4 separate regions of the Homo sapiens genome follow, and regions 2, 3 and 4 are each linked to region 1. Evidence: chromatin contacts called from ENCODE Hi-C or POLR2A ChIA-PET data. All regions are on one chromosome and are shown on one strand. Each heading gives the region's core, a stretch centred on a gene start or an enhancer-like site at or near the end of the contact. The rest is flanking DNA. Distances are from core to core; before and after follow the strand shown.

What was found. Hi-C counts contacts between places; a loop is a spot of excess contacts on that map. ChIA-PET counts read pairs that join two places held with the same protein, here RNA polymerase II (POLR2A). Pooled maps may share reads with other maps.
Region 2: a loop to region 1 is called in a pooled map, with 5 times the contacts of the local background. The contact joins two enhancer-like sites. A Hi-C loop is called at or near these places in 1 of 50 pooled maps. POLR2A ChIA-PET finds 5 or more read pairs at or near these places in 2 of 52 experiments (OCI-LY7 and activated naive CD4-positive, alpha-beta T cell).
Region 3: a loop to region 1 is called in a map of OCI-LY7, with 6 times the contacts of the local background. The contact joins two enhancer-like sites. A Hi-C loop is called at or near these places in 1 of 168 maps with a recorded cell type or tissue (OCI-LY7), 1 of 37 single-sample maps with no recorded cell type and 4 of 50 pooled maps.
Region 4: a map with no recorded cell type shows a loop between it and region 1 (9-fold over the local background). The contact joins two enhancer-like sites. A Hi-C loop is called at or near these places in 1 of 37 single-sample maps with no recorded cell type and 2 of 50 pooled maps. POLR2A ChIA-PET finds 5 or more read pairs at or near these places in 1 of 52 experiments (activated B cell).

The regions. Positions count from the first base shown.
Region 1 is chr2:195,554,744-195,561,367 of GRCh38, forward strand. No RefSeq gene overlaps it. Among named protein-coding and RNA genes, the nearest start is that of LINC01827, 16 kb to the right of the region's middle. RefSeq lists an enhancer at 4,868-4,917. Within about 2 kb of position 5,053, at least 13 of the 41 ENCODE cell types and tissues checked have a DNase peak (open chromatin) inside an H3K27ac peak, as active enhancers do; they include OCI-LY7, where a contact is called at or near this core.
Region 2 is chr2:197,320,404-197,326,142 of GRCh38, forward strand. No RefSeq gene overlaps it. Among named protein-coding and RNA genes, the nearest start is that of ANKRD44-DT, 12 kb to the left of the region's middle. Within about 2 kb of position 3,033, at least 3 of the 41 ENCODE cell types and tissues checked have a DNase peak (open chromatin) inside an H3K27ac peak, as active enhancers do.
Region 3 is chr2:194,100,356-194,106,487 of GRCh38, forward strand. No RefSeq gene overlaps it. Among named protein-coding and RNA genes, the nearest start is that of LINC01821, 240 kb to the right of the region's middle. Within about 2 kb of position 4,461, at least 3 of the 41 ENCODE cell types and tissues checked have a DNase peak (open chromatin) inside an H3K27ac peak, as active enhancers do; they include OCI-LY7, where a contact is called at or near this core.
Region 4 is chr2:197,143,108-197,149,316 of GRCh38, forward strand. It overlaps ANKRD44 (ankyrin repeat domain 44), which reads right to left. Exons shown (of 28, transcript NM_001195144.2): 3 at 3,920-3,998. Among named protein-coding and RNA genes, the nearest start is that of ANKRD44-AS1, 52 kb to the right of the region's middle. RefSeq lists an enhancer at 2,501-2,660. Within about 2 kb of position 2,529, at least 8 of the 41 ENCODE cell types and tissues checked have a DNase peak (open chromatin) inside an H3K27ac peak, as active enhancers do.

The sequences.
Region 1 (6,624 bases), core at 3,803-6,302:
TTTTTTGAGACAGTCTCGCTGTGTCATGCAAGCTGGAGCGTGGTGGCATGATCACAGCTCACTGCAGCCTCGACATCCTGGGCGCAAGTGATCCTCCCCATCAGCCTCCAGAGTAGCTGGGACTACAGGTGCAGGCCACCATGCCTAGCTAATTTTTGTATTTTTTGTAGAGACAGGGTTTTGCCATGTTGACCAGGCTGGTCTCGAACTCCTGACTCAAGCTATCCACCCTCCTTGGCATCCCCAAGTGCTGAGATTAGAGGCGTAAACCAGCACTTTTTGAGGCTGCAGCAGGCGGATCACCTGAGGTCGGGAGTTCGAGACCAGCCTGACCAACATGAAGAAACCCCGTCTCCACTAAAAATACAAAATTAGCGGGGCATGGTGGCATGTGCCTGTAATCCCAGCTACTGGGGAGGCTGAGGCAGGAGAATCGTTTGAACCTGGGAGGCGGAGGTTGCAGTGAGCAGAGATTGCACCATTGCACCCCAGCCTGGGAAACAAGAGCAAAACTCCGTCTCAAAAAAATAAAAATAAAAAATACAGAAGAGCGAAAACTTGTTTCATATACCTAACTCCCAAATCTTGAGACCTCATCAAGTGTCAGAAAGTAGACTACCAGGCATTCTGCATAGCCCAGAAAAGCCACTCACAGGACACTCTTGCCTAGAGTAGGCCTAAGAGGAGAATAAAACTTAACAAGAAAAATTCAATTAAATTTTTTCTTACAAGCTGAAATGCCTGAATAAGTTTCGGAATGTAAATGTTTCTTGACCTAAAACTCGTCCATCTCCCTGAGGTCTGCTGTTCTTGAAAATCATTAAGATAAAATAGTCATTCAATAGCTCTTCCTGGGATGAACCACAGCACTGTTAATATTACATCAATATCAATGTTATGATAATTAGGTAGATGAATTATTACAAATATTGCCTACTATTTATAGATGAAGTTTTTTATGTATAGACATCAGTTAATTTATACATCTAAATGTGGGAAAGAAATTATCTGATGTAAAAAAAATTAGGCATCAAGGCTTTTAAATTCAATTTCTAACCTACCACACACTGTGGCCTTGAGCAAATTACTTAACCTCCTGGTGGCTTAATTTATACATCTACAGAAGGGTAAATTACCACCTATGCTATTTACAGAGAGGATGAGGATTTACTTAACATAGTAATTAGTAGAATTCTATCATTTTGGTAAAATTCTAACTCAGCTGGAAATCTACACAGATTTAATTTATGGGAAATCTTAATACTGAAATAACTACTAATGTATTTTTTAAAGGAATTATCCAACTGTAAAATTGGCAAATGTTTCCCTTGGGCTAAACAAATGAATTTACTTTGTTGTAAACTCATCAGCTCACTGGATCAGACTATAGGACTAGAGAGTTCAAGGCCATAGGCATAGTTTCCACATTGCTGAGATACACACACAAAAACTATCTCTGCTATGACCTCAGTTGTATCCCTAATCACATCTCAATCTACTGCTTTATAATACATGGCACAGGTCAGCAAGGAATCTGGTTTGGCCTAAGAATGAGGATGCTTCAGTAATTCCTCTATCAGCATTATTGAAAAAAGCGATGCAAAACCCAAATCTTACTAACTGTATAGGTCAGTAAGATCACCTTTGTTTCATTACTGAAATCTAAGCCTCAGAAACATAGAGGTTTTTGTCTGTTTCTTTATTACCACATCTCAACCTCCTAGAACAATGCCTGATATTTAGTAAGCAATAAACACCTATTTAATAAATCAATTACTCTCAATCAGGAATTTGGAGCTTTCTTTCCTTCCATTCTCAAAGGAATTACAGGATTTTCCAGAAGACGATCATTAAAAAGCCTATTTTTGGATTGTTAGGTTATATAATGCAGTAAAATTGACATACATATTCAAAATATTTACAAATAAACAACGTAAGGACAACCCAGAAGCATTTTTATTCATTATGACATTGACTTATAGGGTGCTACTTTTGACTGTTTGCCCAAAGCCTTCCCAATTTATACCTGTTGACCTAACATAATTATTAATAACACCTTCTTTTATTATCAGGAAGTCTTACTTTTTTTGTTGTTTTTTTTTCTGAGGCGGAGTCTTTTTCTGTCACCAGGCTGGAGTGCAGTGACATGATCTCCACTCACTACAACCTCCACCTCCCGGGTTCAAGTGATTCTCCTGCTTCAGCCTCCCGAGTAGCTGGGACTACAGCGCGCACCACCATGCCTAACTAATTTTTGTATTTTTAGTAGAGATGGGGTTTCACCATGTTGGCCATGATGGTCTCAATCTCTTGATCTCGTGATCTGCCCACCTCAGCTTCCCAAAGTGCTGGGATCACAGGTGTGAGCCATCATGCCCCTCCAATAAAATGTATGCTTAATCCTACCTACTAACCTAAATACACACCAGGAAATTCAGAACCTATTCCTTTTGCAAGTTGACTTTCTCTAAGAAAAGCAAAAAGAAAAAACCTTGACATGATCCATCAGAATGTCTAATAGTAAAGACCAAAATGTACTGTGATATAGTGAAAAGAATAACAACATAGAAGTTTAAAAACTTGAAACATAGGCCGGGCACAGTGGCTCACACCTGTAATCCCAGCACTCTGAGAGTCCAAGGTAGGCGGATCACCTGAGGTCAGGAGCTCAAGACCAGCCGGGCCATGGTGAAACCCCGTCTCTACTAAAAATACAAAAAATTAACCGGGCATGGTGATGTGCGCCTGTAATCCCAGCTACTTGGCAGGCTGAGGCAAGGGAATCACTTGAACCCAGGAGGCAGAGGTTGCAGTGAGCTGAGATCTCACCATTGCACTCCAGCCTAGGCAACAAGAACAAAACTCCATCTAAAAAAAAAAAAAAAACTTGAAATATAGTCTAAATTGTGCCCACTAATTAGCTGGGTAACTTTGGAAAAAAATGTTTAAATGGGTCTCACTTTACACACTGAGGAAGGCAGGATTTATTGACCTAAACAAAAATCTTTAAGAGCCCTCTTGCTCTATTATTTTCTAATTCTTCAGTTTATCTATTGCATTTTCTCCTTTATTTTTATTATTTTTTGAAATATGATTTTTGGCACATTGATTTAATTTTCTAGTGGTTAAATTATTTGAGACATCATTTAAATTCTTTAAAAATCAGGCCAGGTGTAGTGGCTCATGACTGTAATTCCAGCACTTTGGGAGGCCAAGGCGGGCAGATCACTTGAGGTCAGGAGTTTGAGACCAGCCTGGCCAACATAGTGAAATCCCATCTCTACTAAATAAATAAATAAATAATTTAAAAATCTAAAAAGGAGGCAAGCATGGAGGCTCACACCTGTAATCTCAGCTACTTAGGAGACAAAGGCAGGAGGATCACTTGAGTTCAGGAGTTTGAGACCAGCCTTGGCAATATAGCAAGAAACCATCTCTAAAAAAAAAAAAAAAAATGAAAAGAAAAGAAACAAAAAAAACTAAAAAGGATATAAACTTTTGATTCTAATGCTTTATATAGCAAACATATGATTTAGAATAATTTAAATTATTACATTCAAAATATGTGTTTACTTCAAATATATTTTCAGAAACCTTAAACAATAAAAGTAAATAAATAATGCTTTTTAGCCTCATCCATCTAAAAGCAGGTAGATGGGGAGATGACTCATGACCCAGAACCCCAAGATTCTCAGGTCATGGTCACCTTTTGCCACTCTCACCACCACCTCCAACAAAGCAGTGGAAAAGCCTATATGCTGACCTTGTGGTCCAAGGAGATTTAAAGTGTGGTGGGGCATTGTGGGTTGAACAGTATCCCCAAAAAGATTTGCTCAAGTCTGAACCCCTAAAACCTACAAATGGGACCTTATTTGGAAACAAATAAGAGCCTCGGTGATATAATCAAGTTAAGATGAGGTTATACTGCATTAGAGTATATTTACGGAAAGAGGTATGAACATTCTGACAATCAGTATACACTACTGGTAGGAGTGTAAATTCGTTCAACCCTTGTGAAAAGCAGCATGGCAATTCCTCAAAGAGCTAAAAGCAGAACTACCATTCTACCCAGCAATCCCATATATATCCAGAAGAATATAAATCATTCTACCATAAAGACACACACATGCAAATGTTTATTGCAGCACTATTCACAATAGCAAAGATATAGAATCAACCCAAATGACCATCAATGACAGATTGGATAAAGAGAATGTGATACTTATATACCAGGGAATACTATGCAGCTATAAAAAAAGAACAAGATCATGTCTTTTGCGGGAACATGGATGGAGCTGGAGACTATTATCCTTAGCAAACTAATGGAGGAACAGAAAACCAAATACAATATGTTCTCACTTATAAGTAGGAGCTAAATGATAAGAACTACGAACACAAAGAAGGAAACAAAAGACACTGGGACCTACTTAAGTGGGGAGGGCATCAGGAGGGAAAGAAGCAGAAAAGGTAACTATTGGGTACTTGGCCTAACACTTGGATGATAAAATAATGCATACAACAAACTCCCATGACATTGGTTTACCTATGTAACAAACCTTCCCATGTACCCCACAAACCTAAAATTAAAAGTTTAAACAAGGGGAAAATTTAGACATACACAGAGACAGGGCCATTTGATGATGGAGACAGAGATTGGAGGGTTGCAGCTGCAAGCCAAGCAATGCCAAAAATGTCAGCAAGCACCAGAAGCTAGGGGAGCGGCCCAGGTCAGTTTCTCCCTTAGGGCCTCCAAAAGGAACCAACCCTACCAACGCTGATTTTAGACTCCCAGCCTCCACAACCGTGAAACAAATACAGATGTTTAAGCAACCCAGTTTGTGGTGTCTTGTTACAGCAGCCCTAGGAAACTAAAACTGGGAGCATCAAAGCCATTTCCTGCTCTATTGTGTCCTCGTCCCACAGATGAGCCTAGAAATGCCTGACTTGGCTATGTAAAAATACAGAGAACTTGCCACTTTCATGAGAGGCTGACTGCTCATGAACTGTCACAGGACAGGTGCACTTCATCAGCCTCAGCTCATGCTTTACTCATGGTCTTTGTTGGTTCCTTTGAAAGCAGGATGTGGTTTGCCCCAGCTTCCCTCCTTCTTGGAACCAGCATGTAACGCATACTTGTTTTGAGAGTTTTTTTTTTATTATTATTACTATTGCAGAGAAACAGGGCTTTAAAAAGATTCAAAAGCATTTCAAAACTATGAAAATCTCCCAAATATATAAGTGGTATATGTGGGCTTTGCTGAGATGTCATTGCAGTTTGGCCTGTTTATTGTCATCTGGTACCTGCTCCATAAGGATGACAGTTATTATTTGTAGAATCATTCCATGAGCCACTTCTAAAGATGCAGCTTTATTAGGCCACTGAAAATGGAAAGATGAGATACAGTCTCTGATCTCACAGAAATTACACTTCAGAAGGGACAGAAATATTTAAGCAAATCAGGGCAATAGGTGTTAAAAATTAAAAAGTGTACGTGGCATATTGAGGTGGCATAAGTTAGGTATCATTAATAATTTCAAGAATAAAATGATCTTGAATTGAGATTTGGAAAATATAGATATTTGTCAAGTAGGCGAGGCGAGAAAGGGCATTCCAGCATGGGCAATGGTCCAGGTATGTACACACACATACACACTCACACACACATTGGCAAATTTGAGGGAACTGCAAGTAGTTTATTGTGGGTAGAGTAATATAAAATAGAATTGAAAGCAAGTTTTTTAAAATGAGCCTAAGGGAATACGATAGTAGCAAGAGAGAACTTTGTTCAGAAAATTATTGCATACGTTTCTATTTTTTTTTTCTTGTTTTTGAGACAGGGTCTCACTCAGTCGCCCAGGCTGGAGTGCAGTGGCAAGATCTCAGCTCACTGCAGCCTTGACCTCCCGAGCTCAAGCGTTCCTGCCACCTCAGCCTCCCAAGTAAGTTTCTGAGACTATAGGTGTGCGACACGAAGCCCAGCTAATTTTTTTTTTTTTTTTTTTTTTTTTTGTAGAGACTGGGTTTTGCCATGTTGCTCAGGCTGGTTTTAAACTCCTGAGCTCAAGTGGTCTGCCCACCTCAGCCTCCCAAAGTGCTAGGATTACAGGTGTGAGCCACCATATCCAGCCAGGTTTCTATAGTTTTTTTTTAATAGGTAGCTTTCACATGTGACTCCATGCATCAGAGTAGGTAATTCAAAGAAGAGAACCTCATCAGTTAAGACTCACAATATCATAAGGTAAAAACTAATCCTTTGCTCAAAAGAATGAGAAAAATATTTACTATAATCCCAAAGTGTAGTTGTGGTGGCAGAAGGGAAGAAGAGAAAGGAACAGAAATGAAACAAAAATGATCAGGAGGTAGAGTACACTGGACAAAATAACTGTAGGATGGCTCCCAGTTTTCTTGCATTGGTGACAAGGAGAATGGAGACACTGTAAGCTAAAGGCAAGAAAGACAGTGAGTTCAGTTGTGGGAATATCAACTGTTTAATACCCTATGGGGAAATACTAGTAAAGTTGTCCAGTGAGCATCAGGGATGACGAACTCAGATGACAGGCATGATTGGAATTAGAGATATCAAATGAGCTTATAGTTAGAAGTTGAAGCTAAAAAAAAAAAAT
Region 2 (5,739 bases), core at 1,783-4,282, 1.8 Mb after region 1:
CGAAAGCACATCTTAGCTCCAACACTCCCTCTGGGATCTGCTGGGGCCTGTGCTGCAAATGCATCACAGATCAACTTCTCCTTCTACCCAGTCCTGCTCTCCTCATCCCCACCAGGGTTGTGCCTGAAAACATTCCCCAGTAAATAACCTGCATACAATTCTCCATCTCAGAGACTGTTGCCTGGAGAACCCAACCCAATATAATTATATATTTTGGCTTCACACTAGTGGCTTAGATAGTTCATCCTGTTTGTAAATAAATCAGAGCCATCTCCCTGACCTGGGTGCAAACCACAAGTAGAGGCAGATAATGATGATTGCTGCATGAGGTTAAATCCTGATGAGGCTCTGCACTCTCTTCACACGGAGACTTTTCTATTTTGAAATATTGTGCCCCTTGACTGAATGGCTAAGTTACAGAAGATCCACAGATGTCTTAGGGGTATCAAATGACCTTCACAAAACAAAACCAAGGGCCTATCAATCTAGGCTAAGGAAATTAGAACATTTCCTCAATGTAATTTTTATTAACGTATATCTGTAAGCACTGTTTATTTCTGCACCTACAATGGTTCCTGGATTCTAAACAGTCATGGAGTTTAAGTTTGTAAAATTGGTTTAAAAACAACTTTTCAGAGAGCAGAAGATGAAATTTTTCACTCCATGAAATATCCCATATTCTATGAGCCAGCACATGTAAAGCACACATAACGGAACCTGGTACAAAGTAAATGCAAGATGAAATACACCATACTCTGTGAGTCAGCACATGTAAAGCGCATGTAACAGAACCTGGTACAAAGTAAGTGCAAGATGAATGTTAGCTATTATATCTATGATATTAAAATGTGAAAAGATGACACCTTAGAATTGAAGAAATACGGTTTTTTAAATCAATATTATAAAGTTACTTTTAGTGTTGATTTGTTGAAATTTATTATCTTTATCCCAGGGAATGCCTTCCTTGGCTCTTGATCCTTATTTTCCTTGACCTGCTAACAAACTTATAAACAGTATCATTCGATTAAATATTTCATTGTTTTATTTGCTATTGATCATCTATTCTCTTTGTTTTATGGGTGTTAGCCTTCCATAATTTCACATGCTTTGTTTTTTATATGTGTTGTTTTTCTCATTATAAACTTCTAATGGGTACTAGACATGCCTTACACTTCTTTGCATGAATTCGATAAATAATGACAAACTGCTTGATTTTAAAAGCATGCAATTGGAGGCAATATTAGCTGGCAATTCTATTCAATATATACTAAGTTTTTCTGTGAATGCCTACTTGTAATCTCACCTCCTACAGAAAGTATAAAAACCAACAACAGAAAAAACAATTGAGAAATAGAACAAGTAGAAGGAGTAAGTTAGCCAGGCACAGTGGCTCACATTTGTAATCCCAGCACTTTGGGAGGCTAAGGTGGGAGGATCACTTGAGCTCAGGAACTTGAGACCAGCCTGGGCAACATGGTGAGACTCCATCTTTACCAAAAATACAAAACTTAGCAGGGCTTGGTGCAGTCCCAGCTACTTGGGAGGCTGAGGTGGGAGGATGGTTTGAGCCCAATAGGTGGAGGCTGCAGTGAACTATGATCATGCCATTGCACTCCAGCCTGGGCAACAGAACCAGACCCTGCCTCAAAAAAGAAAAAAAAAAAAAAAGAAGTAAGTTATTACAGTGCCTCCTCTGAGGCATTGCTGAAATGAATATTGTGTTTGTTCTGTATTAAAACTTCTGCATTTTACTGTGGTTTTAAAAATGTTATTCCATTTATTTTTAACTTCTTCAGACAGCTGTCCTGGAAAAAATAAAACAGTGGAAGGTGAGAAAGTAAGATTCACCATAGAATACAAAGGGATAAAGGAGGGAGGAAAGAAGAGAAGCTGCAAAGAAATGTAGATGGAAGCACCAAGCTCCTTTAAAAGAGAGAAAAACCCTGACTGGGCATTTTAGCATGCAATTATGGTCCTTAAACTTCACCAGGACACTGTAGAGTCTCAGCAACCATTCTCAACCTTCCTGCAGAAAATTGATAGCCCAAATTCACATTTTTTTATTTTATTTTATTTTTGAGACGAAGTCTCACTCTTGTCGCCCAGGCTGGAGTGCAGTGGTACAATCTTGGCTCACTGCAACCTCCGCCTTCTGGGTTCAAGTGATTCTCCTGCCTCAGCTTCCCAAGTAGCTGGGTTTATAGGTGTGCACCACCATGCCCAGCTAATTTTTGTATTTTTGGTAGAGACAGGGTTTCACCATGTTGGCCAGGCTGGTCTCAAATTTCTGTCCTCAAGTGATCTGCCCACCTCGGCCTCCCAAAGTGCTTGGATTATAGGCATGACCCACCGCACCAGGCCCAAATTCACAAAATTTAAATGCCCCTCTTTCTTCTCCTTCACAGCCAAACTTCTCAAAATAAATGTCTCTTTTTTTCTGATCTCCACTTCCTCACCTCCTCCGCCACTCCACAGGGTGCCCCTGAGCCCACTGTCCTGAAACCACAATGACTCTGATCAGTTCCACACAGGTCCATGCTGACAACACTCTGTCTTAGACCCTCATTGTTTCTCCCGACCTCCAGTCCCACCAAGCTGCCTGCTTCTCTCTCGGATGTCTCAAAATCACCTCATACTCAGCATGTCCAAAACAAAAATTAATAATCTTCCTCCTCCAGTGTTCCCCCCTCCTCGGTAAATGACACCACCCTGGACCCAGTGTTGATCTAAGAACAAATGCTGGGGCTCACACTTGGTATCTCCGTTTCCCTCTCATCTCTCACATCCTGCCAGTTACCGAGTCTTGTCAATCCACGTTCTTTAAATCTCTTGAATCTGTCCCTAACTCTGATCTTCCTGGACCTCACTCCAGGCCAGTCTCATGTTTATCTACTGATTGGAAGGCTGATAAGCATTGGTTTCTTCTGATCTATTCTCCACCCCACAGGCAGAACAATCTTCTGAAAGACAAGCCTAATCAAGCCACAACCCCTCCAATGGCTTTCCATTGCCTTCAGCCTGTTTACAAACACCTCAGCATGCATGATGTTCAGAGTCCTCACATTCCCCACCCATCATTCTTCTTGCAGAGAAGCCACATTGCTCAACTCTGGGGGATGCCATTCCCAGCCTAGTCTGTGAATGATAACTGCTGGAGTAGTGCAGTGCACAATCTGTGTGCCTAAACAGGGCAACCTTGCCTCCGTGTCACACTTTATACACTGTGCTGAAAGCAGCTCCCCGATGCATATTTCTTCTCTCTCTGAGCCTTTGCATATTGCTGTTTCCTGTTTATACTTTTACCCACCTCGATATCATTTTCTTCTGGTTAATCTTGTACTTCAGATCTCAGTTTAGATATCACTAACCCCATGAATTTTCCCTTACTCACTTCACCTCCCAAGTTTGGATTAGGAGTATCCCTAAGGTTTATGTTTAGTGCCCTCTGCTTAACCCCTATTATTGTATTTATCCCTTCATCCTATAATTGCCGGATTACTTTTCTGTCTCCCTCTTTTAGGGCATGGACTGTGTTTAATCCACCTTGATGTTTCTAGTTCATTGTATAGTATCTGGCACATAGTAGATACAGAGCAAATACTTTTGAATGAATGTAACTTTGAGTAAATAATTTAATCTCATCAAACCTTAGTTTACTACTAGTCAAATGAGGCTAAGGATGCCTGTCCTCAATACCGTGGAGAATCATATAATAAAATGTATATGAAAATGCTTTGAAAAATGGAAAGAAATACGTAAATGAGAGAGAAGGAGACTGAACAATTGGTATGGCATTATGATAATGAGAAAGTGACAAGGAATGAGATGATTTTCTGCAGAGAGAAGCAAGAGAGACACATTTCCACCCTATCATGTATAAGAACTAATGCCTGTGCTGCTGAAGTGAGTGCAAATTCTGCATCTTATTTCTGAACTAGGATGAGAAGCCAGAATGTTTCAAAAGGTGGGAAATGAGGAATGTAGTAATCAAGCTACAACTTCCGCTTATTAATTGGTCACACAACCAGTGCTGTATATTGATTTATATGTCATATACATAATATATATCAATTTTGTCACACATATTAAGATATATATGTTATTAAGATCAAGTTTCTGATATTTGTTCATTTATTTAATTAATTAATTTTTGTAAAAAAGACCAAGTTGCTGAAAATGGTGAACGAGGGGCTCAGATAGTCAAAGAATAAACACAGCCCTTCTTCCTTGGGCATCAGTTGGATTTAATGATTCGGGGAATTAAGTCACTTAACTTGGTAGGTAACTTGAAGCAGTATTTTCATATTTACATAAGCAAACAGATATAGTATGGCATGGAGTGTAACATTTGCATACATCTTTTAAATCAACCTGAGACCCCACGCATTTTGTGTTTGCAATGGACCTCTCCACACTATCTCCCTCCAATCCACCCCTCACCAAACCTTCACACTCCCAAGCTCTAGGAATAAGTCTTTATTCACTTATGCTCTTTGAGGGCCTAGGAAAAGTTTAATAAGTGTTGCTTTTAGAAGTTTGGTGACCTTCTATGCTGCTGAAATGAAACAAAAACAGAAACCTGGCTCAGGAACTCTCACAAATGTGGCTGGTACACTTATATCCAGGGTCAAGTTTATAGTTGATTATTAATTTGTGGGTCTGCTTTCTGTTCCTAGCTTACCCATTAAACTGTTGAACAATTTTGTAAATATTGGTCACTGGTCCCCAGAAGAATCAAAAATTTCTAAATATAGAGGAATTAGTGCTAACTGTCCACAAGAAAATAATTCCTTTTGTTTTGTTTTGTTTTGTTGAGACAGGGTCTCACTCTGTCACCCAGGCTGGAGTGCAGTGGTGCAATCTCAGCTCACTGCAACCTCCACCTCCCATATTCAAGCAATTCTCCTGACTCAGCCTCCCAAGTAGCTGAGACTACACTACAGGAGCCCGCATCAAGCCTGGCCATCAAGACTAATTTTTGTAGTTTTTTGTAGAGATGGGGTTTCACCATGTTGGCCAGGCTGGTCTTGAACTCTTGACCTCAAGTGATCCACCTGCCTTGGCATCCCAAAGTGCTGGGATTACAGGCATGAGCCACCCCACCTGGCCAGAAAGGAATGCTAAATTCATAATTCCTTGCTGTTAGGACACAGTGGCATCATAATCTTTGTATATAACGGTCAACACATTATATCTAAAGGAAGGAGAGGGGCCGGGCGCAGTGGCTCACGCCTGTAATCCCAGCACTTTGGGAAGCTGAGTTGGGCGGATCACGAGGTCAGGAGATCGAGACCATCCTGGATAACACGGTGAAACCCCGTCTCTACTAAAAATACAAAAAAATAGCCGGGCGTGGTGGCAGCTGCCTGTAGTCCCAGCTACTCAGGAGGCTGAGGCAGGAGAATGGCGTGAACCCGGGAGATGGAGTTTGCAGTGAGCCGAGATCATGCCACTGCACTCCAGCCTGGGCGACAGAGCGAGACTCCGTCTCAAAAAAATAAATAAATAAATAAAGGAAGGAGAGAAGGGAACTAACATTTATTGAGTCTCTACTATGTGCCATCCACAGTGCTAGGTGCTGTAAATTCCTCACCATCTCTCCCTCACCACCCCAGACACAGTTAATCCTTTGTACAATGTCTATACCTGATATAAGCACTTCTATTGGACTTTCCACTTTAAACAACAATGAGTTGTCTGTTTCCCACTCTAGTGTAGACTCTTCGAGGGCCAGGCTCA
Region 3 (6,132 bases), core at 3,211-5,710, 1.5 Mb before region 1:
TCTTATCTGAAAGCTCAGCTGGATAAAATTCATTTCCACACTCATTCACACGGCATTTGACAGGCCTTAAGTCCTCATTGTCTGTTGTCTGTAGACATTTCGTTTTTGCCCAGTGGATCTCTTTAAAGGACTGTACATAACATGCAGCTTGTTTCTCCAAGAGAGAGGAATTCAAGAAACAGAGGAAGAAAGCCTCCAAGGCAGAAGCCACAGTCTTTTTATAACCTAATTAGATAATTAACATCTCACAACTTCTGACATTGTTTATTCATTAAAAATTAGTTACTAAACACCAATCCAACCCACACTCCTGAGGAGGGGATAACACAAAAGGCATAAACACAAGGTTTAAATAATCGAGGACTGTCTCACAGTCAGCCTACCATACTCAGAAGCAACACAACATGAAATACTAGGCTATTATTTAAATCATACCTTTGTTAGTGGGCTTTTATGCTTTAAACACTTAAGAAGATGAATACTATATATAGATTTTGAAAACTACTTTTGGGGTGTACAAATATCTTCACCTTTTTTTTCTGTTCACTTGGAAAAACTTCCATGTGTAAAGAGCCTGGCATACTGCAATCAGAGCATTTTATCATGACTTTCCAAAAGAAATTACCTCTAAATTATGCAAATTGTCTTAATCAACTGGATAAATATGAGCATGAACAAAACACAAAGTGTTCTTGAAAATTCATTGATATGCACGTCATCGTATTCATCATTCTTATTGTTAGTGAATGGCCTGTGAGAGTCCTAGGAAAACATGGGTTCTCTGTTTCAGTTTCTGTTCTCTGTTATATCTATTCTTTGTTGTTTTATTATTGTTGTTGTCAATTTGACAACAATATGCATAAAGCCATGAAAAAATAAGTGGGTGTAATATGGTTTGTTGACTGATAATTATATTATATAGTTTTGTAGTTTTACTGAAAAGAGATTGACCTAATTTTCTGTTTCTTTCTATTATAACTAGAAGCACACATATATATGTACATAGACAAAAAGGAAAATAAAAGAAAAACACCCTGAAAGAGCAACCTCAATACTCATAAAAAGCTACTTTTAAAATCAGGAAAAAATATAGTGACAAAACAAAAACGGAAAATATTATTTTGGTCTTATAAACTGTATAAAAATAATCATTGAAACTAAAACATATGTTATGTGTGGTTTTATTATTATCCCCAAATCAACAAGAATGTGAAATTCTTGAGAGCAGTGTTCAAAAATGTTATTTGTGTAATGTTCTCCCTCTCATCTTAGTGTTTTATCCAAAAATAAGCCATCAAATGATGATTAATTCTAACATTTATTTTTAAATGCCCTCTCTTATGCATCTAAATATACTTCTGAGAGAAATCAGAAGATAATCTCATCTCTGCTTCTCATTATATTTCCCCAGTGCTTACAGATTTTACTGAAACCTCTGAATGTCTGTTTTCATTCACTTTTAAAGATTTCATTATTATCTACAGACTACATTTTGGAAATCTATATCTATTATGACTATTTTTTTTCTGAAAATAGTTGATTTCTGATATTTTTATTTTAAACAATATTTTTATACAAAGCCTTTTATTTTATATAAAAATATTTTTTACAAAAGAAACCCAAAATGTTCCCAAATATATACTTTCTCACAAAACACAAAATTTCCAAATATTTAGTCATTTTTCATGGAGGCTATTTCACAACTTGTTCTTATCTTTCTATAATTCCTATCTAATTACTTCATAGCATAACATTAAGATTAACATGTTCTCACTTTGGGAGGCCGAGGCGCGCGGATCACGAGGTCAGGAGATCAAGACCATCCTGGCTAACATGGTGAAACCCCGTCTCTACTAAAAATACAAGAAAATTAGCCAGGCGTGGTGGTGGGCACCTGTAGACACAGCTACTCTGGAGGCTGAGGCAGGAGAATGGCGTGAACCCAGGAGGCGGAGCTTGCAGTGAGCCGAGATCACACCACTGCACTCCAGCCTGGGCGACAGAGCGAAACTCTGTCTCAAAAAAAAAAAAAAAAAAAAAAAAAATTAACATGTTCTGAATAGCCACAGGGAAACAGATCCCAATAAGGACCTTGATGTTTTAAAAGTTTGCATACATTCCTGGTTCTGAAAGAGAATTCTAACTGCATACAGTATTCTAATAGCTGTAGCCTGATATAATATTACCTGACAACAATATTCCTACATATGGTAGCCATGACAGAAATGAATAAATCCAAGTTTAAGAGGTAAAACTTGGAACAAAGAGAGGGGAAGAATGAGGCTAGAGAGGATTTATTAATCGCTCTAAGGTTTCTATATGGCTGGCTTAAAAATCATGTTCCTTCTACCAGGGTCATGCACTTACATAACAAAATCATTTCTCCTTTTGGCAAAGCTTTCACATGGGTCTCTCATGAAGTAGCCATCATGTGACACTATTGTATCTTATGTATTACATAGACTGACAGTATATTCAGGAATACCGCCCTTGTTCAGCAAATTTTGCTCAGATCTCAGCACTGTGTAAATTACCTGTGCATCTGAAAATTACTAGCATTGGTTCTTACTTCTTGGGAGTGTGTTTTTTTATGTGGATTTTGACAAAGTATTTGCCCTTAGAAAAATCTGTTCTTCCCTAGTCTGAGGATTATATTGAGTATTTCAATTACTCAAATATTAAAGCAAATAAAGGTGATGGATTTTAAATCAAATTTATATATAAATTATAGCCATATACATAATTCTTTTTTCTCTCTCTGAAACTGTATTGGACAACGCAATAATTTATAAAGTGAGAAAATGGCAATGCAAAGTGAAAATAATAGCAGTAAACTTATAGAAAAGAATTTATGAAATACTGCATGCTTTGAAATGGTTCATGAGTACATATTTTCTGTGAAAGATCAATTTGGATTTTGAAAAAATTAAAAAATGAATCCAAAGAGACATGATAAATACAGTTATCGACTCATTTGTTCAGCAATTTGCAGTTATCCAACAGGATTTATCCAGTGCTTCCTATTTTTGCTGGGTTGTGCTAAGCTGGCTACAGAAAAAAGAGAGTGTTCTTAAGCTTGTGAGATAAAGAGACAATATTGTCTTTATCTTAGAACAATTCCCAACTTTATAGACAAGTAACGTGGGACCTTTAGCAACTAGAGGTTGTCTTAGATTCTAAGACCTCACCCCACTTGGGGCTTGGTCATAAGCACAGAAATGGAAACTAGGATTTTAACAAATTTCACAGTGGTTTCAAGACTGTGGTCTTAGTTTCTGTGAGATAGGCCACTGGCCCATAGATTCCCTGCTGGAACCAATGCGATCATGGAAAGGGTCATGCCTAATCACTGCAGCATGTTCTTGCCCAACTCTTATGCGCCCCACCAACCACTCAGCTAAGAAAATAGAAATTAAACAACCCAAATATTCAAGCTCCAAAGCAGTGACTTATTACCAGGGGTGCAGCAGAACAAGCAGAGGGTAGTAGCACTAACCACCTGTAGCATCCCAGGAACAAGGACCATATTGATCTCAAGATGGCACTGACAGTTTTGGCATCCTCTCTGAGGGTGCAGATGGCTGGCTGAAGTTGTGCTGGGAGGGACAGTTCTGAATTTATGATCAGGCTTTTCTTGGGCCTTTAAATCCAGTAGCTTGTTTGAAGAAGAATGCAAAGACTTGAATGGGGTCTCATAGCATCATTTGAACAAGAAGGATGTGATTGTGGCATCATGTATTTATAGCCTTTCCACCCTCCCCGCCTCAGAAATGGCTTTCATTCCACTTACCACTGAGGGCAGGGCGGGTTTGCTACATCAGAACCAGGGACCCACATTTGACAGATGTTTTTAAATATAGACCTAACTCACTTTAAGTGAACTGTTTTGGATCAACTATTGCTCTATATTGCTTTCCTAACACCAAACAAAAGCTGAAGACTGATAATGAACTTTTTAAAATCAATTTTCTTAACTCAATGTATTAAAAACTAAATATTTCTAAATTTCTCATGATCACACTTGCTTGAGGCTGCTACAGCTTTGTTGCTTTGAAGTATGCCTGGCCTGAATTCTAAGTAATGACTCCACAAGACAGATTGCTTCATCTGGCATATTTTCATCTATATTTGGAGTTGATTTCTTACATGGATGATGTAAGAGTTACATAAAATAATGTACATAAAGTGCTTAGCACAATGACCTGCATATAGTAAATGGTCATTACATGTTTCATAAATGATAATTGAAAGAGATTATTTAGGAAATATCTCTGGACATGCATTGATATAAATTTTAATATGTTTGTACAGAAAAAGCCTACACCTGGTACTTTCACTCTAAAAAGTTCTCTCTGCAAGCTGAAGAAAGTAGTTACCAGTTTTTGCTGTAGATAGCTGGCAATCCTGAGAGTGTATTTGGTCAAATGTGGTGCCTGATGTCTGTGCCCTCTGTGAGTGAAGGCACACTGAAGAGCATTTTTCACTTCTCTAAACCTCAGAAAGTCCTGACTGGGCTGTCAAAATGGTCTTTAATAAAAGGGGAAGTGGCAGGATTGTGTATATGTAGCCTAATAGAGCATTTTATCTTACAGCACTCAAAGTGTTTCACAATAAATCCTTTCTCATCATGTAACAACAAACCTATGTAGTTCCCTGTAGTTCAACAAAAAGAAGCCAAATAACAGGCTTCATTTTTAAAAGTATAGGTTGTATCTGGTAGGATTTTCAGCCTATAGGAAACTCATGTTTGATTTGTTGAGTCAGACTTGCTTGGAAATATTTTGAGATTTTCTCACAGAGTTATCTGAATAAATTATCTCTTATTAATGCCATTGACTTTAGGACAAAACAACTTTATATACTGTTAAAACTTTACACAATACACATAATTGGCATATGCTCTCTAAAAGTTTTATTCCTAGAGCTAAGATTTACAAAACTACAACCTTGGTTAGAAGCAAACTTGTTTTGTTTTGTTTTAGACCGTGGGCAATATAACTATTTGGGGTACATTAATTATAAATATTTAATAGTAAAAGATAAATTATGAGATAACAGACAAGTAACCTAAAAGGGCAAAGCTAAGATTAAGAGGTAAAAATTTTTATTTTCTCATTGAAAAACAAGAAATGCAAAGGAGTCTACATGCTAGGACAAAAAAAGGTTTATCTGCTTCTCTTTCATTTCCTCCTACTTTTTGTTTCTATCCATATTTAAAAACACTAAAAATAAAGGTAAGGAGTTTCACTTTTAGAATTATCTAGCTACTAGCACCAATAATACTAACCTAGAGCTGGGAACAGTGGTTCATGCCCATAATCCCAATGCTTTGGCGGGCCAAGGCAGGAGGATTGCTTGAGCCCAGGAATTTGAGGCTACAGTGAGCTATGACCATACCACTTCCAGCCTGGGTGAAAGAGTGAGACCCTGTCTCTAAAAAAAAAATTAAAAATATATTAGTCTAATATATTCCCTTTAATTATGCACTTCATGTAAGATACTATTTTTCAACTGAAAACTGGAGGTCCTATAAAAAATATTTACCTGTCAAAAATGTCAGGCACACCTATCACAGTCAGAATTTGGTTAGATAGCCAGCAGCCAGTTGTACATTTAGCAGCTAGTATTTTGCTTTTGTCTCTAATTTTCATTGGTATTATCATGTATCTGATATGATGTCCTTACCTTTTTCTCTGGCTATATTTTCACTTGTTTTCACACAACCTTCTCAAGCCTCTCTAGTTATCAACCTTTTCTTTCTATCATTTTTTTTATTTTATTTTTGAGACGGAGTCTCACTCTGCCACCCAGGCTGGAGTGCAGTGGCACAATCTCGGGTTCACTGCAACCTCCGCCTCCCGGGTCCAAGCGATTCTCCTGCCTTAGCGTCAGGAGCAGCTGGGTTTACAGGCACGCACCACCACGCCCGGCTACTGTTTTTTTTTTTTTTTTTTTTTTTTTTTTTTTTTTTTTTTGTATTTTTAGTAAAGATGGGGTTTCACCGTGTTAGCCAGGATGGTCTCGATCTCCTGACTTCATGATCCGCCCGCCTTGGCCTCCCAAAGTGCTGGGATTACAGGCGTGAGCCACCGCACAGGCCTCTATCATTCTTAAATAATTACCAACACTAAT
Region 4 (6,209 bases), core at 1,279-3,778, 1.6 Mb after region 1:
CCTATAATCCTTACTTGTCCTCAGAGTTTTCTCTGTAGGATCTTTTTTTTTTTTTTGAGATGGAGTCTTTTTTTTATTTTTTATTTATTTTTTTATTTTATTATTATTATACTTTAAGTTTTAGGGTACATGTGCACAATGTGCAGGTTAGTTACATATGTATACATGTGCCATGCTGGTGTGCGACACCCATTAACTCGTCATTTAGCATTAGATATATCTCCTAATGCTATCCCTCCCCCCTCCCCCCACCCCACAACAGTCCCCAGAGTGTGATGTTCCCCTTCCTGTGTCCATGTGTTCTCACTGTTCAATTCCCACCTATGAGTCAGAACATGCGGTGTTTGGTTTTTTGTTCTTGCAATAGTTTACTGAGAATGATGATTTCCAATTTCATCCATGTCCCTACAAAGGACATGAACACGTCATTTTTTATGGCTGCATAGTATTCCATGGTGTATATGTGCCACATTTTCTTAATCCAGTCTATCATTGTTGGACATTTGGGTTGGTTCCAAGTCTTTGCTATTGTGAATAGTGGAGATGGAGTCTTACTCTGTCACCCAGGCTGGAGTACAGTGGTGCGATCTCAGCTCACTGCAACCTCTGCCTCCCAGGCTCAAGTGATTCTCCTGCCTCAGCCTCCTGAGTAGCTGGGATTACAGGCACCCACCACCACATTCAGCTAATTTTTGTAATTTTAGTAGAGATGGGTTTCATCATGTTGGCCAGGCTGGTCTTGAACTCCTGACCTCAAGTGATCCTCCCACCTCAGCCTCCCAAAGTGTTGGGATTATAGGCTTAAGCCACCACACCTAGCCTTTGTAAGATATTTCTACTGTGGTCCTTTTTCTGTGCACTCTGCTTTCTATATCTCAACCCCAGTATCTTAACTCTTAGCCACTGATTGGTTCTCACTGATCTCTCTGACTTAATCCAGATTCGACCAGTTCCCAAACAGAAGCTAGAGTCAGGAGGGAAATAAAGCCAGACCCTGGACTGGCAGTTGTAAGAAAGTGAAATTTCCAAGGGCTGAATTCTTCGCCAAGACCTTGTCTTCCCTGTCTGCTCAGAGGCATTCAGGGTTCTATCCACCTGGCTAACAGGAGATAATGCCAGCAGGAATTTAGCAAGCTTGGGTTACACCATGCTCTGTAGGTTAATACAACAATGGAGAACACAGCTATAATGGGCTGTTCTGGCAAGGCCGAATTATTTGTCCAACATGGTAATCATTAGCACCTCATTCATTATTAAATTAGGAAACAGTTTGGTTGGATTCCCTAAAGGCTCAGCTGCCAGACACAAGCTCAGAGATAAAATCATCATGCTCTTGCAATATTATGAACTTAATATATAAATTGAGTAAAGGACTTTTTGGGAAAATAAAAGTCAAGTGAATTCCAAGAGTTTGCCTCAGCTTCCACAGGTAAATAAAATTGCTAAAAAAGAAAACTTTCCCAATGCTCCCCATGCCCTAAGTCTTCTTAATTTGATGAGAGGGAGGAGGAAATTTTCCATAGCACATTGAACCAAAATTATGCTAAAGAGATTAAGAGCTCAGAAATTCCAAGACCAAACAAGTGAATAGATTAAAATATATGCAACAGCTTCTCCCAGCTCTACTAAATCAGCCAGAGTTGAAGAGAGGCTGGTGGATTCTATGCCCTTGTGAAGGTGATGTGAAACCATGTTTGTCAAACAATCACTGGCCCCAGATACAAGAAAAAAAAGAGACTGGTTGACTTCATGCTGCAGAATTAAAATCTCCCCTTTCAGATGTAGAAACAACAACAACAACACAAAGTTGGCATATAAGACAAAGTTCTGAATTTGTACATTCATGAAACATTCCTCTGAGACTCTGAGAGGTCTATTAATACAACATTTAAGAGGTGGGTGGGCTGGGCACGGTGGCTCACACCTGTAATCCCAGCACTTTGGGAGGCCAAGGCAGGCGGATCACAAGGTCAGGAGATCGAGACTATCCTGGCTAACATGGTGAAACCCCATCTCTACTAAAAATACAAAAAATTAGCCAGGCGTGGTGGCACGCGCCTGTGGTCCCAGCTACTCGGAAGGCTGAGGCAGAAGAATCGCTTGAACCCAAGAGGCAGAGGTTGCAGTGAGCTGAGATCACGCCACTGCACTCCAGCCTGGGCTACAGAGCAAGACTCCGTCTCAAAAATAAATAAATAAATAAATAAAATAAAATACAAAATAAAAAAGAGGCGGGTATAGCTGATGGGGACCAATAGATGTCATACCACAAAGTTCTTTATTTTATACCTCCACTGATTCTGCCTACAATTTTCCACGGGCCAAATTGCAATTGCCAGGGCAACCAGCCAGGTGTGCATTGGCCCTTAGTCTGTGCCAACACCAAACAATACACATTTGTTTGGAACATGGCCCTGGGACATCTTTAGATTTGTTGGAAGAAAGGCCTATTCTCAAAAGCACAAGAAATGCCATGTGAAATCTAACCTAAGCTCCATGTGACCATCAGGAGCGTGGGGCACACGTGTTTTGAGGCACAGAACACTTGTTTCCTGGGGAAACCCACCTCAAGAACATGAACACAACAAAATAAGGGCCGTGTTGCTTATGCATCACAGCACAATTCTTGTTTCTTGTCCACAGTGTTCACCACATCTGCTTGAATGCATGTCTCAGCTCCTACCTCTGCAGAGCTTACTTTAAGATGCTACAGTTCCCCTTTCCTTACTGCAAACAAAGGCGAAAACTTACTATAGGCCTTTTGACTAGTCTGTAGGCAGTGGCACTTCCTCTAGATGTTAATCTCCCAAACATAAAAGAGGAAGAAGAAAGACAGCTTGTCTGTGAATAATCTACAGTGAGACATCTGCACATGCTCAATTCATTCCAGGATTTGTCTAGTAAACACTCAAGGGAGAAAGCATATAATGGTTTTGGAAACCTGTTTGGTGAGATATACTGAGCATACAGGTTTCCAAAAATTAAACCACTGGCATTTTTAAATCTGATGAAATATTTAAAATACATTGAAAAATAAAGACAATAGCATCACAAAGACCAGTATAAACACAAATCAGATTTAAATGTTTGCTATACTCCCTTCTAAATTTTTAAACATAAAATATTTTACAGAGAGTTGTAGTAGTTCTTTTATAGCCTTCCCTGAAGACATTTTTTACTTAACCTGCCTACTTAGAGGTAACCACTAACCAGAAATCAATATGGTTCCTTGCCTTCCATGTTTTTATGCTTTCATCACATAGTCACAGTCATGTATCCATAAGTATAACAGTATTGTTTTGCAGCCCAACTTAAATATATATAAATATACAAACACATTTAGTTGGCATATAAATCTAGGGTGTGCATATATATATGGCATATATACAGTGTGCATATATAATAGCATATATAGTGTATACATGCTATACATAGTGTTTATATAGCATGTATATATAGAGAGAGAGTATATAGTGTATACATGCTATACATAGTGTTTATGTAGCATGTTTATGTAGTGTGTATATATACTCACTATACATAGTGTGTATATATACTCACTATACATAGTGTGTATAGGTGTATGTTCATGTAGACTTTAAACTAGTTTTATTTCCTTTTGTATAATAAAAAAATCAAAATATATCCAAATGTACTGAATTCATCTACAATGCTGGGCCTGACTAGACAGCCAGGAATCAGACTTTCAAAGCAAGATAAAAATGTTACTGGAGAAGTCATTTTTCAATAAGAACAACTTCTTGCATTTTTCTTTGTGTAATGATAAAATCGCCTATCACATAAACTTCCATGAACATAACAAAGGAATTTTGCTTGGGTTCACTGTAGTAGTCAATCTAGTAAATTGGTTATTTAAATTTTTATTTGCAATTGACTTTTGAGTATAGCAGTTATTTACCTGACAAAATCAGGAGTTCAATGATCTCTGCATCTCCCAGAAATGCGGCCACATGAAGAGGGGTTCGTTTCTCAGAATCCTGAAATACACAACGTCAAAGACATACAACAGGTCAGTGGCAGCTGGAGGTCCCTTTTGTAGACATAGTAAGACGTGTCACTCACTCTGTGGTTAATGCATGTGGAAGAGTGTGAACACCAAACATTCGAGTAACTTCTGGTTATGCATTTTCTCTCAACATACCCTATAGTTACACATAACAAAGCATTCCATTTTCTGTGTCTGTGCTTGGTATTTGCCCACTTGCTGCTTTTACTGAAGCCCAGCTGAGGTCATAGATGGATCATTATGCCCTGGATGATGAATTTCAACTTACAGTATTTCCAAACCTTCAGGATGGTTAAAAAAAAAAAAAAAAAATCTAACCTACCATAGCAATATAGTTCAAAGCTTTCAATGACTTATTTTCTTTCTAAGGAAACATAGTGGAATGGTTCACAAGGACATTAAACATTAAACATAACTGTGGTCATTTTCTCCTTTCTATGCTTGTTAATTGTTGTTTGGACCACTGCCCATTCATGAAATACTTACTGAATGCTTACTCTATGCCAGAAACCATATTCTGGGGACAGAGGGATGACTACAACAGGCCTGGTCCCTGCCCTCATGAAACTCACATTCAAGTGGGAAGGCTGACAATAGTATACTAGACAATAGTATACTAGATACACATGAGATTATTTCAGATAAAACACCGTATGGGATTAAGTGATTCAGGAGATGGGAATAAGAGTGGTCAGTGAGGCCTTTCTGAGAATGTTGACATTAAGGCTGAGAGCTAAGGTTGATATTATCTCTGTTTTATAGATAAGAAGACTGTAGCTCAAATTTTAAAATTTCCTCAAGATTCCACAGGTATATAGCACAGTCAAGATCTGACCTTCACCCAGCAGACTTCAGTCTGTATCTTTGGCAAGGCATTGAACAGATTGTGCTGAAAGGCAGCATGGTAACATGCAAGGGAAAAAAGCGTTGCTTCCTCATCTGTAAATTGGCGATAATAAAATCTACCTTAGAGGACTGATAAGAGGACTAAAGATCATATAAGTAAATAAAGCCCTAGGCAAGCAGGAGATAAGTGCACAGCAGTGCTCCATACGAAGCCCATTATTGTCATTGGCATAGAGAGTTGTGTGATATCTTTCCTCCAAAGACTGAAAACTTCCTGGAGTAAAGAACCGGCCTCACTCTTCTTTATCCCCATAGTAGCAGCATACTTGGTGCTCAGCATAAATTGGCTGAACTAACTAGTCTACACGTATGGTTTCTTCCACTAACTTCTATTGACTCCTCCATAGCAATGGTAACCAAAGCCCATCTGCTATGTCTTTAAGGTTTCTCCTAAAACTAGCATGTATGTTAGTTTCAAGTTTCTTGGATTCGCTGTTGATTTTAATCATTATTCCTTTCATAATTTGATTATATAATACATCTAACAACCCTTGATTAGCCCAAGGATATTATTCCATTTTCTGACAGTCCAGACCCTCTGCTCTTCCTCTGTCTCTCACAGATTATTGCTTTTAGACATTTCATGACTCACTAATATCTAAAACAGATGGCAGGCAGGGGACACAACAAGAATTGATCTTCAAACCAGTCTATTTTTTAGAAAGTCTGGTAAGTAGGTTTTATAAAGAATGCACTACCATTAAGTAGACAAAAAGGAGTTTGGATTCACTGGAAACTCATGTTGTCTATGTATGGCTGCAGGCAATTACTATGGAAAAGTGAAAATAGGGCAGTCATGCAACTATAAAATAATGGCATGCATTGGAAAATTCAGTACGATATATGACTACAATCAACCTTGTTATAGATATATCACCCTATCTTTGAAAATAAAGATTCAGTATTTGAAATCATGTTAGCTTATTTGAGAATCAAGTGTATTAATTTGTGCAATGAACTATATAAGCTGAGAACAGATTTTCACAAATGTTTTCTATTTCTATTGATAACCCTAGATGCATTTTCCATTTTAGCCTCATGTTCCCTTTGAATCCTCGCTATATCTACTTAAAATTTTCTACTGGGATTTTTGGATAAAAGCTATGTAATTACATGTTCTTTTGTGAACTGAATTGGTTTCAGGGTTTGGTTCAACAAATTAAACCCTGCCTAAGTGATTTAAACAGGGACTATTCCAACCCAAATTATGACTTCATTTGACCTGAAGCAAAGGCAACTCTATTTGAGATCTTGGCCTCAAATAAAAAGCTAAGAA